Regions from separate parts of the Homo sapiens genome. Here region 2 is linked to region 1. A link is a contact called in ENCODE Hi-C or POLR2A ChIA-PET data. All regions are on one chromosome and are shown on one strand. The core of a region is the stretch at or near the end of the contact, and the rest is flanking DNA. Distances in the headings are between cores, read along the strand shown.

What was found. Hi-C counts contacts between places; a loop is a spot of excess contacts on that map. ChIA-PET counts read pairs that join two places held with the same protein, here RNA polymerase II (POLR2A). Pooled maps may share reads with other maps.
Region 2: a pooled map shows a loop between it and region 1 (1.9-fold over the local background). The contact joins two enhancer-like sites. A Hi-C loop is called at or near these places in 1 of 168 maps with a recorded cell type or tissue (GM12878), 15 of 37 single-sample maps with no recorded cell type and 12 of 50 pooled maps. POLR2A ChIA-PET finds 5 or more read pairs at or near these places in 6 of 52 experiments (CD8-positive, alpha-beta memory T cell, activated CD4-positive, alpha-beta T cell, activated CD4-positive, alpha-beta memory T cell and 2 more).

Annotation. Positions count from the first base shown.
Region 1 is chr6:16,688,732-16,692,816 of GRCh38, forward strand. The region is part of intron 2 of ATXN1 (ataxin 1); the gene reads right to left. Among named protein-coding and RNA genes, the nearest start is that of ATXN1-AS1, 70 kb to the right of the region's middle. Within about 2 kb of position 2,225, at least 4 of the 41 ENCODE cell types and tissues checked have a DNase peak (open chromatin) inside an H3K27ac peak, as active enhancers do.
Region 2 is chr6:16,429,851-16,433,935 of GRCh38, forward strand. All of the region lies in intron 6 of ATXN1 (ataxin 1), which reads right to left. Among named protein-coding and RNA genes, the nearest start is that of GMPR, 190 kb to the left of the region's middle. RefSeq lists an enhancer at 2,720-2,779. Within about 2 kb of position 2,426, at least 2 of the 41 ENCODE cell types and tissues checked have a DNase peak (open chromatin) inside an H3K27ac peak, as active enhancers do.

The DNA.
Region 1 (4,085 bases), core at 975-3,474:
CACTTATTTACAATTGGGGCTGCCTAAAATGCAATGCCATTCTAAAACTACCAATAAACTATTTTGTGAAATCAAGTTTAGTAACTTGAGATTCTCATTTATGATATCCCTGACAACCACCAAAACCTGATTAGACATCTCTCTCCTTTGTCTAGGTGCTTTACTGAAAAAAAGCATGGAAATAGACTTGGAGATGCATGTGTGTGTATGTGTGTGTGTGGTGTGTATACATGTGTATTGCATGTGTATGTACATATATAGTATGAATATGTGCGCATATGTGTACGTGTATATGCAGATGTGTATATGTGTACTCTGTGTGTGTGTATGTGTGTGTGTGTCCATGTATTTAAACACACTGCTTTTCCTATATGCAGCAGGAATTTCCTATCTGGCATATGAAGACAATACATACTCTTTTGGATGGAGCTGGTGAGTCAGGCAGTGTTTTGGAACTGCAATACTTGAGTCTGCATGACTCATGAGGAAAGCAAGTCTGGGGTCTGGGACTGTTGTATCAAAATGGGAAGGAGTGGGAAAGAAGATGGCTTTTTATAATTTAAATTTTTATTTTTTATATTGTTGTAAGTTTTTACTTTTGAGACAGGGTATCACTCTCTTGCTCAGGCTAGAGCGCAGTGGCATGATCATAGCTCACTACAGCCACAAACTCCTGGGCCCATGGGATCCTCCCACCTCAGCTCCCGAGCAGCTGAGACTACAGGCAAGAGCCACCACACCCAGTCAATTTTTTCTTTTTTTTCCTTCCTTTTTTTTTCTTTTTTTTTTCTTTTTTTTTTTTTTGTAGAGATGGAGTCTCCCTATGTTGCCCAAGCTGCTGTCAAACTCCTGGGCTCAAGGGATCCTCCCACCTTGGCCTAGATTTGTATTTTTAATTGACAAATAATAATTGCATGTAGTTATGGGTTATAATGTGATGTTTTGATATAGCTACATATACTATAAAATGATTATATTAAGCTGATTAATATGTCCATCACCTCACATACTTATTTTTTATAATGAAGACATTTAAAAACGTATTCTTTTAGCAATCTTGACATTTATAATACCTTATTATGAGGGCTAAAAATGAATAATATTAATAATCCTGTACAATGGGTCTCAGAAACTTAGCCCTCTTGTCTAACTGAAACGTCTGTACCGTTTGATCAACCAAAGATGGCTTTTGTTGGCAATTCAATTTTTTTGACAAATTCCTCATTTTTGTCTTCATTTGGAGTTTTTATCCATTACAAGAGAGGAAGATGACACAAGCCAGAATAGAGGAAGATGAAACAAACCACTCAGGATTCTGAAGGGAACACTGGGTTGGGTTTTTTTTAATTTTAATTTTGATGTTTATTATTTGTCTTAGAGACGGGGTCTCACTATGTTGCCCAAGTTGGCCTTGAACTCCTCTGCTCAAGTGACCCTTTGGCTGGGACTGCATGAGCACACCACTGCATCAGGCTCATCCAGTTGAGGTTTTTTAAAATACTGTTTTTGCTCTGATTGGGTAGCCTCAAAGAGGAGGAAGAGAGTCATGATGAGCTTGATTCAGAATCTTCAGCTCTCCACTCTATCAGCAACCTGCCTTCCTTCAAGTCTACTTGGCCCAGTGCTGTTATTCCTCCTCCACTGGCAACTAGATGTGTGAGTGACATTGATTCCTATTACCAGAGGGATTAACTCCAAAGTTCTCTTGAAGGTTTTACAGTTCTTTTCCAGCAGTTCCTCATTCTTCAAAGGTAATTAACCTCTTGATGGGCTTACAGCAGAAGCAGTGTTAGAAGTCCCAACACATTGATGATATGTTATAAACCAGGGGAGAGGATAATTGGAAAATGTATTTCCAGCCTCATTGGAAAATATATTTCCATTTATTGAGAAAAAGTAACTCAAGTGTTTAGGAACATATGAATCACAGAATTGTAGATTGGCAGAGGCCTTAGAAAACCATGCTATTTCGACTTCTACTAATAATGAGAAAACGGAGGTGGAAAGAGGGAGAGTGACCTGCCGAGCCACAGTTACCCAACCAGCACCAATGTAGTCAGTGCTGCCTGGAGCGAGACCTGACCATACTGTGGGGCAGAATCTCCCCTCCAATCCCCTTCATAAAGCACGATGATGCTGTTCAAACACAACCTGTGCCTCCTGTCCTTAGAGCCCCAGATTTCATTTTAGGAGAGGATTACGAAATAATGACTAAGCTCTGAAAACTGAGAATGAGACAAAGGAAGAAAGGGAGATAAGAAGGAAGACAGTAAGAGAGTCAACAAGCAACTTATTGTAGTGTTTGCAATCACTACTTGTGCCTTTCATTACATTTAAATGCATGTCGAAATGACATGATGCAACCACCTTCATGCATTCTGCAGTGAAAAAGATGGTGCCAGGTTGGAATTTCATTGTAAGTGTCGCAGAAATATCCCTTTGGAATCAGGTCCCAAATCATTATTTGCTCCTTTTATCATTGTCATCATCGTGTATCATGGCAAAGCTCCCTGAGGGGAGGAGCTCTGTCTGTCTTGTTCACTATCATATTCCTTACACCTACGGCATCCATGGGACAAGCTAAGTAAAATTTACTGAAAGGCTGAATAAAAACTTCCACATGGAATGAAGAAGAAATATGCATAGTTTGAAAATGCATATGCAGTATTACAGTTTTCTGTAAAGGAAAATGAAAGAAGACCTGTTTAAAATTTAAAACCACATTAAAAGATTGAGAGTTTTTTGTATTTATAAAAAGCTGAGGTATGTTAAAAATGGAAAGCACCTATTAAGCTGTTACTGTCAGTTTCACCTGTTAAGTAGGTACTATTAGTTAAGCCAGCATAGTTCCTGAGTTGCAAAGCATATACAGGCTGAAGTACAATGTCAAGAAAACATGTTAAAGGGTGGTAAATAAATAGCCACTGAGAAGATACTCTGAACAGATAAATAAGAAAAAAGCAAATGTAGTTGAAATAAATGGAAGCTCTAGGCAGTGTGTGGACAGACAGAACAAAAGTGGTCACTGTTTATGCCTTGGCCTGAATGTCTGTGTGCCTCCAAAATTCACATGTCGAATCCTAACTCCCCACGTGATAGTATTAGGGAGTGGAGCCCTTGGGAGGTGCCCTCTTGAATGGAATTAGCACCTTTATCAAAGAACTCCCCCAGGAACTGCTTTGCCTCTTCCACCATGTGAGGATACACAGAGAAGGTGCCATCTGTGAGCCTTAGAACAAGCCTTAGAATAGGCCGGGTGTGGTGGCTCAAGCCTGTAATCCCAGCACTTTGGGAGGCCGAGGCGGGCAGATCACCTGACATCAGGAGTTCGAGACCAGCCTGGCCAATATGGTGAAACCTCATCTCTACTAAAAATACACCGGGCGTGGTGGCACGCACCTGTAGTCCCAGCTACTCAGGAGGCTGAGACAGTAGAATTGCTTGAACCTGGGAGGCGGAGGTTGCAGTGAGCCGAGATCATGCCACTGCACTCCAGCCTGGGCGACTGAGCGAGACTCTGCAAATATGTACTTTATATGATTAATCTATTTGTAACCATTGAAGTAAACATTTTTCTTTGTGCTTTTAAATTCAAACCTCTACCTTAGCAGCCATATCACAGTCACAAATTAACTATATGGCAAGTAATCTGTATGATTACTTTGGGTTCTCAGATGACTTGCTATGTATTTAATGAAGTAAAATTGTAAGTCAAGTCAGATATAGGTAGGTACAATAATATTAACAAATGTAATCAAAAGATTTGTCTATTTTAAAGACTCAAGAAAGACAATTATACCCAATTAACACACACATTCATATGAAGGGTACAAATACCTAATTTTTGGAAAACATTTCATATAATTTTGGCCATTGTAAATATATAAATAATAATAAGAAGAAGACCACTACCGCCACCACCAACAACAAAAACAATAGCAACCACTTTCTAAAACATGAAGGCTAAGGAATAAGCAGTGTGCTGGGCACTTTACCTGTATTCCATTGTGTTCTTACAGGTACATTCCATGTTCTATATTTTCACTTTAGAGATGTGGAAACTGAAGCTCAGGCTAAGTAATGGG
Region 2 (4,085 bases), core at 1,176-3,675, 260 kb before region 1:
GATTCTTTTCTGAAGATCACGTGGTGACTGTGGGACGTGGAGCTCAAACCCAAGTCTGTGGATTCCTAGCTGGAGGCAAATTCTACCACATCACATTTTTAAGTACACGTGCCTGAAAAGCTTGCCACTCAGGCAAAATCACAATAAGACTCAGAATCCGTAAGCGACTAAATTTGCCTGGAGTGACATTATTTTTGTGGCGGGTGTTGAGACTGAGAATAGAGTTAAATGTTAGGAAAAAAATTCTGAAGTTTACTGATACATTGCTTGGACCCCAAAGTCCCTGCACTCCTTAGACAAGTGTTGGAGGGAAACGGCCACATCAGGGGTGAAGTGGCATTTATCCACTAGTATACTCCAAGATGTCGCGAGTCCCTGAATCCCCCACATCTCTGATTTGGTCTTCCAGCAACTATTGGAATAAGGCTATATGATTTGTGCAACAACAATGAAAAGAAGGCAGGAAAGAGGGAAGGAAGGATAGGAAAAAAAAAAAAAGAAAGGGAAAGAAAAAGAACACCGTACTGCGACCACTAGTTATTAACAGCCCAGCCTGTGGTACACAAAGCTGACAGTTATTATGAGTAATTAGCACAAAGGAAGGTTCTGTATACACACTATTTCCAGACATGTTTTTGAAACAAGGGCTTTGCCTTTTACCACCAATAATTTGTCTTGTTGTATGTTGTTACTTACACAGATGTTCCATGATTTTTTGCATATGGCTCAGCCAAAGAAAGCTTTTTCCCCTTCCATTTTTGGGAAAGATGCAACTGACTGTGTAAGGGAGAGGAGAATGTCTAGTTTTTACATAATGTCTATGGCGATGATAGGGGTGCAGTGGCTGGTGCTGCTGGTGTGTGTGTGTGTGTGCGCGTGTGTGTGTGTGTGTATGTGTGTGTAGTAACAAGATTCCCCACCCAATCTTGCCAACCATATTTCATCTAACTCTCTTGACTGAGTCATTCCTATGGGATTAGGGAGTACTGCGTACATCCAAGGTTCGTGGTGTTTGCTGAGATAACACATTATCAAAAGCCTCTCTAAAAAGGGTTGAATATTTACAGAAGAAAAAAGAGGCGGGAGAAATGTGAATGCATTTGAGATTTTTTTGTTGTTCTTTCTTGGCAGTCTTTACAACTGACAACAGCAGAGCCCTCTCATGTTTCTATGACCTTCCTCAGCACAGTCCGGAATGCACATGTACGGTATCAGAGAGCAGCCCGCCTCCATGTTTTCTTGGGAAGGAGGGTCTGTGCAGATGTGGGGTTTTTTTGGGGGAAATGGGTGTGGGGGTAGGAGCAGGAGCGTAGATAGGAGTGGTGAGATTAAATCCAAGCATACCAGGTTTTTAGAATAGAGAAATACAACTGGCTGAAATTATCAGGGAGGAAGAGCAGACTAAAAAATATACATCTCTTTTATTGCAATACCACCAATTGAGAGAACATTCTGCTGGGGGGGATGTCTGCCAAGGACTTCTAATTCAGTTTGTTCCACCCGTTTTATTTTTAAACTCGAGTGCAGATTTTATTCCTGGAATGTTATAAGATTGGTGTGGGCAGAAATGGGCAAATTCACTTCAGAAGTGCTTTATAACAACTTGGAAAAGACCCTCTAAAATTCTCCAAGTACATTTTAGGGGTGAAGTTCATTTCTCTCTTTTCTGAAGAAAGCTGCCTTGATTTTGCAGAAGTAAAACTCGAGTATAATTTTGAAAGCATTTCAAAATAGTGATGCTATCTATTGGGTATTTAACTATTTTCCAGGGAGTATTATAACAATTTGCATAGTCTCTCATTTAATTCTCACAACTACCTCATCACCCCCATTTACGGGCAAGAAACTAAGGCAGGGAGAACTGCCAGAGTTGAGTTCAAATCCAGATCTCCACGATATCAAAATCCTTCTTCGCCACTATGCAACTGTGCTTTCGTGTATTCATATCCAGGACATCATAAACTATCAATACAGACGATGTATTAAATAAATATACAACTTGGCCATCAGGCTACTATTTATCATTCTAACAGGATGGGGGCAAAAGCAGATTCCTTAGCCTGCTTTTCTGATGAGAGATCGCGGGGGAGCCAAAGGCAGTTTGCAAAAGAGGACCAGTCTCTGCGCAGGAGTTTTGGTGGTAAACATGTGAGGGTATCCAGAGAGTGATGGAAATGGTGGATAATCTATTTATTTTGAAATACCAAATGGTACTAATATAAAAACTTGTTCAACCTACTTTGGCAACATTAAATATGAAGGGAATGTACCTTCTTCCCCTCCTCCAAAAGTATTTACTTCAAAAATCGATTTCCTCTGTCACTGGTTATTGCTGCATTTTGCTCAGTGGTTCTGAGAAACCGCATGGAAAATCACAATGTTACACTCGTTAAATTGACCCTGCAGGGCTCTACCACCAGTACATGCATCATCCCAAGAGGTAAAAAGGCAAGGCTGCCAGGCTCATGCTGAGAATATCATCATGAAATCAACGAGGATATGCAAATCTCTCTGTTCCATAGCTCATTTGCATGGTTTTCATTGGTTTTGTAGAACCTCTATACTAAATGTCAATTTCCTTTTCTTTCCTAAAGCTTATTAGCTGTGTGTGATGTTTACAGCTTGAAGACCAAACAGATTTAATAGTTAAAACATTTAAACTATATAATTTAAAAGCATGCAAGGAAGAGGGAAAAAAAGAGGCTCTGATGTAGATCAAACATGTAGATATATTTGTGCTGTTAAAATATGCTTTCCAAGTTTGGAAGATGCGGAGGCCTCATGCATGTCTGTGCACACATAAGCACCACCACAAAATTTGCTTAACCTATTTCTTTTTTCTTTTCTTCTCTTCTTCTTCTTCTTTTTTTTTTTTGCAATGATCTAGAAGAAGCAGAGACATTTGCTTATAAACTATGAAGGGCTTGAACCCAGCCACTGAGTACACATTTTACTCACAATGAAATCTGCATGGAAGCCTGCCAATGTCTGGGCTGACATTCAAACATTCCAAGTTTCTATGTATTTCAATCTCTCAAAACTAATGTTTTAAAACTCTTGATATTTTCTGAGGCACTACACAGTTCAATCCTCACCTCTCAGTTCAGAGTGAATATACAGCAATAATTCTGCTTGAAAGAAGTGCAAAGAAGGTCTTTTGCTGTGCAGCATGTAGCTCGATCTACCGCAACAATACAATGAATAGGTTATGGGTTTTGTATTATTATTTTCCTTTGTGCATCAGATCTAGAAACAGGGTGAGAAAAGAAGGTTGAAGAAATCTTTTAAAAATCTATAAATATTTAAATATTAGTTACATAGTAGACAATGTCCTATAGCCATGCTTTATGGAATAAAGCATAGAATCTTTTGCATTTCATGTGGCATCTGAGTACATTATCTACTGCTACTAGTTATTAGTTCACAGCTCTGCCAAGAGGTAATTGGTGATCCACACCTTCTGAATACTTCTTTTTGGGAACTTTAGCACAATTAGCTGATACCTCAAATTTCACCTGGACCGCAACAGAAACAGCTGTTCAACATTAAATTAAATTTTATAGTTGTTGGCTTTAAGGAGGATAAGAAGAACTGAGTGCTCCAAGGAGATTTTAGAGGTGGGCAAAAAACAGCAACCTGCCCCTACAAGCAAAGAGAGATGTCCCTCCTGGTTAAGCACCCCTTTGTCACGTGCAGCCCAGAGGAAGTTGTGATAAAGCATCATTTGAAAGTTTTAATGCCGTTGGGGCTACAAGCACATTGTCTTGATGGAATTCAGCTGTACAGCTCCTTACTGTCAAATACGATCCATTCTGTTTTAAATTCCTTTAACTGTGACAGGCAGCATGATGAAACAGGTGCATTAAGTGCATGAAACAGAACAAAAGTAAGAAAAGTGCTCAAAGGAAGGCCAGAAATAGTGAAGCCAGAGTGACAGTCTGCAGACCTGGGTCTCAGCAGCTCCGCCCAGGAGTTCCTGCCGGAGCTCAGGCGAGCCACGGATCGGCTCTGTGCCGCTACCTCCTCACCTGCCAAACGAGGGTCACGACGCGTCCTCTAACCTCAGAGAATTTTTGTGAAATTGA